Linked DNA regions of Mus musculus: region 1 is linked to region 2. Evidence: chromatin loops called from intact Hi-C (ENCODE). Cell type or tissue: heart. All regions are shown on one strand. Links, peaks and the distances in the headings refer to the core of each region. The heading gives the core; the rest is flanking DNA.

The links. Peaks named below come from ENCODE experiments on the same cell type or tissue, not always from the same donor. Only the 100,000 strongest peaks of a DNase experiment are listed, where the experiment ranks them.
Region 1: a loop joins it to region 2, with 2.8 times the contacts of the local background. A loop is called at or near these places in 5 of 42 quality-filtered maps.

The regions. Positions count from the first base shown.
Region 1 is chr2:131,680,797-131,686,168 of GRCm38, reverse strand. No RefSeq gene overlaps it. Among named protein-coding and RNA genes, the nearest start is that of Gm30986, 57 kb to the left of the region's middle. In heart, for the core only: no CTCF peak of the experiment used is centred there; a DNase peak (open chromatin) is centred at 2,238; H3K27ac peaks cover 1,002 bases.
Region 2 is chr2:131,565,127-131,570,498 of GRCm38, reverse strand. No RefSeq gene overlaps it. Among named protein-coding and RNA genes, the nearest start is that of Adra1d, 5.3 kb to the right of the region's middle. In heart, for the core only: no CTCF peak of the experiment used is centred there; no DNase peak of the experiment used is centred there; H3K27me3 peaks cover 605 bases.

The DNA.
Region 1 (5,372 bases), core at 1,055-3,554, 120 kb before region 2:
CTATCCCCTGCTGCTTCTCTTTTGCTTCTTGTTGCCTGCCCTAAAGTGAGCTGCTTTGCTCTGACAGATGTTCCCTGCCATGATGTCCAATCTCATGGTCCCAATTCTACGGGACCAGCTGACCACAAACTAGAACGTCAGAACTCGTGAGAAATAATAGATCTAAAACCTTGGGAGCAATAAATCCTTCTCTCAGGTTGATTTTCTCAGGCCTTTGTCTAGAGACCACAGTGAGGCAGCTGAGTTCAGACAGACAGTGAAGTAGGACTGGGGACTGAGAAGCACCTACAGAAGTGCTATTCCGTTTGAGACCCAGAGGCTGGTGGATAGCAATAAGAGGAAGAGGAAAGGAGACTAACTCAGATCTGTTAGGCTTTGCTACATTGATACTCACTGGCCAACATCATGTGCTGCTCTCCCTCACAGGCTATAGCATGGCTTGGGCCTGAGTGATCTTATCTCAGATCAATGGAGACCAATGCTAAGCTCTAGGTTGGTTTGGAGTCTCCTCCAAGGGTTCCATGTAGAGCTAAATGGCTCCACAGACATTCTCTCTCGTGATGGATGACAGAATGAGAAAGGCTAAAACAAACTTGCCATGACCATGCAAGCCCTGCCTGTCACCATCTGTTAACATTCTTCAGCCAACACGCAAGGGACTTAGCCAGAAAACACGTCCAATCTCTTTTGGAGAAGTTCTGGAAAGTTCATTACAGGAACAGGCTGGAAAACTGGAAACAATAATACAATCTACTCCTAGACCAAAGATAAGTCATGGGCAAAGATCCCCAAGTGAGAAGAGAGCTAGGGCAAGGGCCACTGTGATGACAGGGATGATGATAATCTTTCAGAGACAGTGAAAATATCTTTTTTTTTCCTTTTACTTCATTGGACTATCAAACCGAATTCTCAACAAGACATGGAGAAAAAAATGTAAGAAGCCTCCAGGAGCTGCCTTTTCCAACACTACTTTCCTCATTTATTTCTAATGAAATACTAACTCTCTAAGACTCCCTTGCAGCTAAGAATAGTCATGTGATACACTTTTGGCAAATGAGATAAAAGTTTACCTCTAGTAAAGTTTCTGAAGGTTTTGTGGATTGCCTAATAGAAAGAGAAAAACAACTTGATGTTTCTGTATTTTTTTTCTTACTAAACTTTCACCTTGAACACAGATGTGGTGCCTGGAAGCACAGCAGCTATGTTATAGCCATGAGAACAAAGGATATATTTAATAGCAAATTGGAAATACAAAAAGTAACTGATTCTATAACAGCATTTTTAGTATATCCCTACATTCTAAACTGTCTATGTTTAGAAGTGCTCTCATGTGAAAAACATAAGCCTTTAAAAGAATTGTAAGTTGGATTTTCTTTTACTTGTCTTCAGATTAAGTCTATACAAATTGACATGTTCCAATTTATGTTCTAATGACCTGAGTGCCATTTTATAAGAATGACCTTTGTGAGGTAGTGAAGGGCAACACGAGATTACCTGTGAACTATTTAGTGACCTAAGCAGGAGACATAGAACTCTTGGATATAGTGAAGATTGAGATATTAGATATTTGATGATGCTTAAAAGTTGACTTAGGGTGGGGCTGGGGAGGGGGTTTGGTAGGTTAAATGCTTACCACACAAGCATAAGGACCTGCATTTGAATGTCCCCTACCCATGTAAAAAGTTGAACACTGTGATATGCATCTGTAAACCCAGCACTGAGGGGACAGGGACAAGCAGGCTACAGATCTTACTTGCCAGTCACTCTGGCTAACCAGTGAGCTCCAGTTTCATTGAGGAACTCTGTCTCAAAAAATAACAAAGGGCCATAGAAGAAAGACACCTGACATCGACCTCTGACCTCCTCATGCAACTGCACACACACACACACACACACACACACACACACACACACATACAGGCACACCTGTACACACATGTGTATGGACACACAGGTCTCCTGACACACAAATTGGTTTGGAGCTGGAACTCTTCATATGTATACAAGAAAGGGTGATGGTAGAATTACAATCTGTGAACAGACATTTCTGGGAGGTGGGGTGGGGGAAGCCATACCTACATTAAGCATTCTATGAGGCTGATTGACTGATTAAAACCTCAATGCTGGTAGGGAGCTGGAATGTTACATGCCCAAAGCGAAATTATCTTGAGCTATCTTTAGTTCTCTAAATAGCCACTTACTATCCACCTCTGAGCTTGACCCAATGTGCTTGTGACTGTCATCAAAGTTATTTTGGAATACACAAGCTGCCACCAGCCTAGAGGCTACAACTGTTACAGATAACATCTGAGCCCTGTAGCAGAGGTTCCCCTGATTGTACCCACCTACCTGATGTTTCCACCAAGTGAATTTGAAAAGTACCTTTAGTTATTACTTTTTTCTTGTATTACTGTAGAAACTTCCGAAATGGCTAACATATCAAACTGTATTGTTTGAGGTAATCAGAGTTTGTGTTCCCAGGCCATGGTTTGTCATAGTTGACTCCAACATAAACTCTCTCTTATTCCCTTTAAGGTGAGGGCCAGTTGGGTGTTTTGTTTTGTTTTGTTTTGTTTTCATTTTCATCCTAATTTCTGAGGCTGTGAGTTTGATGAATTTACATACTAGAATGTAACACTTACTGAGGCTCCACCTCAGACTCAGATCTGACTGGGCCAACAACTGAACCTTAGTTATTCTGCCTCTTCATAGCAATAGATGGGTAGCTAAGACAGAATGCACCATTCCTTTTTCTATAAGGAGGATATACTGCGAAGGTCTTGAGGAAAGGTCTCAAGTTGGTAACATAGCCAGAAGTTGGGACAATCTCTTTGGTATAGTTTACTAGTTCTGGGGAAGTAGACACAAGCAGTGTAGCTGTACCTTGGCCTTGCACTCTCCAGAGTAAGGCAGAAAATATCCCTTTCCATGTAAGTGTTTTGTAAGCTTACACAGGTAATTGCCTACTGAACCCAAATACATTTATAAGACCTAAATTTGAAAAAAATTTTGAGATGAGATAGAGGGGTCTCACAATCCATGAGACCCAATAAAGGAGAAATGGTGCCGAGGAGCGTATCATCTTCCCACACTGGAGGAGAGGAACCACTGTCGGGGAGCTTAGAGGGCATTCTGAGTTAGAAACTGAACTATGAAAAGGGACCTGACTTGTCTTTGCTATGATATTATTGTAACCAAGGGGCATATTCAGGCAGCGGTATGCCAAAGCCTTGTTCCTAGTACCTGTGGTTACTGTCCCAAGACACAGGAAAAGCTAGACAGTGGGGTTTATACTCTAAATTCTCATCGTCCCTGTGGCCTGGTGCATTTCGCCTTTTCTTTCCCTACAGATTTTGTACTAGAATCACACAAGGAGACATTTACCATACTATGAATGAGCCAGTTCCATTAAAACAGGAAAGGAAAAAAAGTCACCCTTTTTTTCAGGGAAAATTACATGATCCTTGGCTCATGTCCTAAGGGGACTGCCTTTCAGTTTGGGTACTTAGGACTTTGGTTGCCTCTAATAGCTTTAGAATATCTTATTTATGCTTTATGGATGAATGGTTAGCTCTCAATACTTCTTTCTCTTTCCAGGTGGCAGCATGGGAATGTAAGACCATTAAGGCATAGTTGGAATATTTATTATAATGTTATATAATTATACATATTTATTATATTTTTTGTTTTATTTTTATTTTTACTTTTCAACTAATAGTGTTTTGGCTGTCACTGTTCTTAGACATGGGCCCCACTCTGATGGTTCAACATATGTAGTTTCTTTGAAAAATACACCTCAGGCTTCTATCCTTTCATGACCACCAAGTCTCCTGGGAAAAGGGTCCAGACAATGCAGCAATAAAATGCAGAATCTAGGATGTGTTTTGTTTCTGGGGACATGATGCTTACTCCCATCTGGAGTTCGAGCTGAATTGAACTGTTTTACCAAACAGAAAGAAGTGTTAGTCCTTTTGGGAGATGACTGTATTTTGCCAAATCTGGGTTCCTAATTTTGGATTAATGGCAAAATCTTTCTATGAAGCTATCAAGGCCCCAGATTCTGCGTACCTTAACTGGGATGCTCAATTGCAACAATTCTTTAATTAGATGAAGCAGGCTCTCGTGGAAGCCCCAGTATTAGGTGCAACTGCTCTGTAAAAGCCTTTTGTGTTATGTGATATAAAAAACGAACCAAAACACCAAGGCCTGTCTTTATGGTATTGACTCAATGCATTGATTTGGCCCCCAGGAGACTTGATGGTCATGAAAGGATAGAAGTTTAAAATCCAGATGGTATTTTACTTCGAACGTTCCTTGATATGACTGTATATCAAAGTGTCACCTCTACATTGTAAAATGTCTTCTTCTGGAAAACCTAAGCCCCTAGTACCTTTTTCTAGTGCCCTAATGAACAGATAGGGGCTATCCTGATCCCTTAAAGGAGGAAAGAGCTAGTATACCATTAGCATACTATTGTCATTAGCTATTCCCATTCAAATGAAGACAAGTGCCAAGAGTCAGAACACAAAGAACTCTAAAAAGTGCCTCTCTTAATTGTGACACTGTGTACTGCTTAGTAGACTTGGAGACCTGAGAAAGAAGGACACAGGGATTAGCCACTAGCTGATACAGTGGGGTTATGGTCTCATGAACAAGTCTATGATCTGTCTATACCATGAGGAATTCTCCATTTTGGGTTTTGACTGGGCAAGCAGTTTTGACACCACTAGGCATCTCTATATCCCCAAAAGCTGAGTCTAGCTTTGCCAGAATTCCTCAGAGCACTACCGAAGCTAGCTCTGCCATAACTTTAGGGATTTCCATCTGACCCTTGCTTTAAAGGATGACCAGGAACATACTCTAAAATCCAGTCTTCTAATTTTCACAGTGCTATGAGAGTGCAATACTGAAATTAGAGAATTCCTTTTATCCTTACTATCTCCATACATTTGAGGAAAGAATTCTAGAAAACAAAAGGCAAGAAGAGCCAAATAAGTGATCCTGGGATCTGAAAGCAGATTAACTTGTCTAGGGAAACTCGAGGTCTATCAGCAGAAATTGAGCCAGCCTGTTTACCAGCACTTTTGGTCCCATAAAGAAGCCTGATGTTGGGGATTTGCCTTTCCCACTCTGAAGACAAGGACAATCCAAGGATAGGTGGTAGGGTCCTTACATATCAGACATGCCTGCAGGGATGATCTGGTACAGTTTCGTGCAATGACCTGAGCTTTTATACTGGAAGCAGGTCTGGCCCCATCCTTTGCTTTCAGAGATCGCTTATGGGACTTCTTCAGTGGACAGGTCTGGCCAACCACATCTTCAAGAGCAAGCACAATAATGTGGTTCCCCCTTCTCTCCTCTCCTCTCTTCCT
Region 2 (5,372 bases), core at 1,911-4,410:
TATGTATAAGTCACAGGCTATATCAAGTGTTAACATGAGTTGCTTTGCAGAGAATAATTTCCCCAACTGCCAATATTAACAAGCCTGAAATCAGAACAGCCTGTTTCTCCTTGAATCAGTCAGTTCTCACTATAACAAACAACCACCAAAAAAAAAAAAACTCAATGGCATGGTACAAAAAGTATTTCTTACTATGGCAATCTACTGGTTGGTCAGTGCCTTGGTTAGGGTTTTACTGCTATGAGCAGACACTATGACCAAGGTAACCTTTATACAGGATTACATTTCACTGGGGCTGGTTTACAGGGTCAGAGGTTCAGTTCATAATCATCAAGATGGGAGCATAGCAGCATCCAGGCAGATGTGAGGCTAGAGGAGGTGAGAGTTCTACATCTTCATCCAAAGACATGCAGAATACTGGACTCCAGGCAGCTAGGAGGAAGGTCTTAAAGCCCACACCCACAGTGACACACCTACTCCAGCAAGACCACATCTCCAAATGGTTGCATTTCCTAGGCCAAGCATATTAAAACCACCACAGTCAGTATACTTTCACTCTGAGTGTCTCACTCTGGTGCCTAGAGTAAAGATGCAGTGGCCAACTCAGTGTTCCATTCATGTAGCAATAGTGAATGCAGGAGACACAAATCTAAGCACACAAGCACATTTCAATCCTCCACTTTCTTCACCCTGCTAACAACTCAAGAGCCAAAGCAATGACAAGAGGCAGGGGCATTTACCCTCTCTGCCATGAGGCCAGTGAAACTTAGTGATAAATAACTCAATATTCATGGGCATGCAGACAAATTTTTCCCCTGTCATAACTGCTTAGAGAATATGCTGCCCTGTCTTCTATGGAGCAGGTGCTCAGTTTGCTGCATAGAATCCAGCCCATGGGCTAAAGCTTGAGTGGACCTGTTAACTGAGCTCCAGGGCTTCTTCCAATGATAAGTTACATCACTATACCCAGACAGACCTACCTATATAGAAGTGGGGTCTCTCCCAAGGAATAGCTTCTTGGAGAAGGCTTGTAGCATGTGGAGCAAAGTTCCACTCCATGAGTAGGTCACTCCCAGGTTAGAATGGGGAACATGGAGCATCTCCTATTCTAACTCCCTGTTGCTACCTCTCCAAGAGCTCCTACTAGGAGAATGGTGTCTCCCCTGTCACAGGGAGATCAGGATCCTGCCTGCACAAGGCCTCCTCAGGCATCTCTGGCAGAAGGTCTGAGCCCCTAGAACATAGACACACAGCTCTTCTCAGTTACACGCAGAGGTGTGCAGTCCCTCCCACTTTCAGGCATTTGTTTGCTTGTTAACTTCTGCTTCTGTCAACTGAGACAACTGGCACTGTCAAAGCACATTCAAGAGCATTAAAAGATAAATGTGTCACATCACTGAAAAGCACTCAAGCCCACTATCTCTAGATAAGTCAACAATGAAATCACAAGACATTATTCTACAGATAAATAAAGATAACAGAAACACGGAGGTAAGGGGTAAATACGATTTTCTACTCTCAATCCCATTGTTGGGCAGGATTTTTATCACCATTTTACAGTGAGTAAACAGAACAGCAAAGCAATCACTAGACAAATCCACGGAGAAAAGGCTCAGGGAGAATTCTAGCAACCCAAGGAAATCACTCGGAGAAGACTAAAGGAGTCCAAGTCACTATCTTTCTCTTTTCTTTTTCTTGGAGAAGTTTAATTTTTTCCTCCCTTTATCCTTCCTTTTACTCCAAGGAATAGTCACTGAGGGAAGTCTTCCTCCCTCCACTGACTTCTCCAGAGACTGAATCTTGGCTCAGGGAAAACGGAAATGGAAAATGGTTTCAGGCCATCTCATTCCTGAACTGCAGTATTTCCATCCCAGCTGACGCTGTCTCATCCTCCATAATTAGGAATGGAGCTCTCCCGGCCTGCCTGGCCTCACCATTTGGTCCCTGATCATTTCCCCTACATGGGTTAGCCATATCCATCTGTATTGGGAAGGCTCCTCCATTAGCATCTGCTGCTCTGTTTAGGAGGCAGAGAACTTGTCAAGTCAGCAAAGCACATCCCTGGAACTCCTGTTCACCGAAATTTACCACAAGGTGTGTTCCTTACCTCTCTCAAACCCCCATCTCACAATGGGGAGTCAACTGCCTTGTGCATCACATTTACTAGGAGTTATGAAGAATCCATGATGTAATGAGAACCATGTTGAAGCATGGAACTAGTGGGCCAGGTATAAGCAGGGTGGTGATTCCCACTGGCATGGATTAGATCCCATCAGGAGAAATCTCTTCATGGCAATAGGTTTAAACAGGGCAAACTGATCCCTCAACCTCTAACTCATTTACAGGGGTAAAGGGCTGGAACCATCAACAGCACATTCCCAAATGACATTTCCCATTGTGCGTGAGTGCGTGCGTGCGTGCGTGCGTGCGTGCGTGTGTGTGTGTGTGTGTGTGTGTGTGTGTACATTGCCCAGCTCATACACAAATCTGTTCTGCCTATAGCTTGGCAGCATAAGCAGGCTGGGTTAGCAAACCTGTTTTCTGTTCCTGAACATGCTGCTAAGCCACTTTTCTTCCTCGCATGTATGTAGTATGTGGAACTGGGGAACTTAGACCAATGTGCTTGGCTCCTAAAATATTTGTGTCATCTTCCATGCTGTGTTTGGACACCAATGTAGACCATCTTTCAGAGAGTTCTGGAGAATTCTATGTCTCTAGCAATGATGGGGTCAGTCACACACTGGAAGCAGTGGATTCTGGGGTCCCAACCAGGTAAGAGATTTGCCAAGACCTGCTCAGCTGGATCCAATCCTACCAGACTTTGAATAAATGAGAATCTTGCTGCACTAGGGCTCTGAAATTGAGGGGTTACACCTATTTCAGGTTTTATGCCCTGCCCCAAGGGATTCTACTGAATCTTCCCACTTTGTCCCATATCCTGCTTCCCAGACTATTTGCTCTTCTGAAGAAAATAAAAGGAAATAAAAGAATGTCTCTTAAGAGCAGAGGAAAACACACAAAGCTGCAAACCAAACTCCCTAAAGGTCCCCAGAACAGTGGACTGCTTGCCAGCTGAAAGCATCAATCTACTGCCCCCTCCAACATTTCCACTATACTGGAGATATGGTAGTTTATTTCTAACTCCATTGACTTTAGTCAAATATCATCAGAAACAACCAAATCATAACTGGAGTCAAGTTTCCTCCAGCTCCTGTTGACATGACTAGAAATGAAGAAGCAACTTAGTATGTCCTCTGCTGCAAAAACAATGTTCTTCAAACCCATCATCTGAGAGGCAGCCGGCCCAGAGCACTGCAGTCTGCTGTCCTTAAGGTTCGAGGAAGGAGGTGCTAAACCCTTATCTCTTCATGCAGGGCTCCTGCTATCTAAAGTATGCATCCAAAGAAAAAAGGATGGAATAATTTAAAGGATCAGTGAAGTGGTTTGAATCTGCTCAGGCAATGGAAGAGGCACTGTTAAGAGGTGTGGCCTTGTGTTGAGGTGGGTGTGGCCTTGTTGGAGGAAGTGTGTCACTGTGTAGGCGGGCTTTGAGGGCTTCTAATGCTCAAGCTCTTCCCCGTGTGGAAGAGAGACCTTCCTCCTGGATGCCTGCAGAAGACAGCCTCCTCCTGGATGCCTGCAGAAGATAGCCTTTTCCTGGATGCCTGCAGAAGACAGCCTCCTCCTGGATGCCTGCAGAAGATAGCCTCCTCCTGGATGCCTGCAGAAGATAGCCTCCTCCTGGATACCTGCAGAAGACAGCCTCCTCCTGGATGCCTGCAGAAGATAGCCTCCTCCTGGATGCCTGCAGAAGATAGCCTCCTCCTGGATACCTGCAGAAGACAGCCTCCTCCTGGATGCCTGCAGAAGATAGCCTCCTCCTGGATGCCTGCAGAAGACAGCCTCCTCCTGGATGCCTGCAGAAGACAGCCTTTTCCTGGATGCCTGCAGAAGACAGCCTCCTCCTGGATACCTGCAGAAGACAGCCTCCTCCTGGATGCCTGAAGAAGATAGCCTCCTCCTGGATGCCTGCAGAAGACAGCCTCCTCCTGGATGCCTGCAGAAGATAGCCTCCTCCGGGTTGTGTGATGAAGATAGCCTCCTCTTAGATGCATGCAGATGAGTTTCCTCCTGACTGCCTTCGGATCAAGATATAGAATTCTCAGCTCCTCCTCCAGCACCATGTTAGCCTTCATGTTGCCATGCTTCCCACCATGATGACAATGGCCATAATGCCTTCTCTATCAACACTGTTGCCATTTGGCATTCTGACTCTGACAGTGACAATCAACCCATACCATCCTCACAGGAGAGGCACTAGTCCAAAACACCTTGTGCTCCACATGACTTCTTATTGAGCTCCTTCAAGTCCTTCTCAGTGGGGACCTGAGTCCAGAACTTGTCAGCCTTGATGGTAATGCCTTGGTGAATCAAGCCATTCCCTTTCGAGTACTTTTTTTTTTCAGTTTCTAACATTCCAAAGGGATCTAATGATGGAGAAAAGGATGCTTACTGACTCAGGAGAGCAGGCTGAGTCTTCTCTGGGTGATGTCCTGTTACATGAAGTAACAGTTCTCCAGTTCTGTCTAGCCTTGAATGAATGAGGCAACAGCCTTGACCTGAGTTTCCTGGGCTTGAGTGTACATGACTAGAAATTACTCCCCATCTTTTTTACACAAGGAAACAACAACGGCCACCTGCAACATACCCAGAGGCACAAACTGACAACTTGCTGATGCTAATAAATACTGACACCTGAAAATGTATCAAATCATATCAGAAACCCCAGACTCACAAGCTTATCAATAAAACTAGATGTAACTCACCTGGGACTATAAAAGAAAGCACACCTAAGACTGAAAGGAAGCAAGCATGCTGATTAGTCACCCTGCCACTCAGCACAAGCCTCATCCAAGAAAACTGTGCAGTACAGGACTCCTGCCTCTGTCCCTGGGCTCCAGCTCCAGAGAACTTTCTCCTGCCCATGACATTCAGCCAGCAAGCCAAACCTCAAATGGCCTGCCATTGGCTCTGAATTGTACAACCTGCACCCACACCTGTAAGTAAGGCTTCTTTTCTGAGTCCCTCCATACATTCTCTTACAACTGTAGTAACTCTCTGCCTCCAGCTTCAGGACAGCTTCTCTGAACCCTGAGGCCTTGTTAACCCTTTCATAGACATTCTGCAGCATGATTATATAAAAAGCAAAAAATGGGACCTGAGAATTAATACTAGTAATTAAGATTGGAATCCAACAACCAGTGATTTGGGGCTTATGAAATAGCTCTGTGGGTAAAGTGCTTTCTGTGTAAACATGAGGACTTGGGTTGGGATCTCCAGTAGCTTCAGAAAATCAGGTGTAGTGTGGTGTG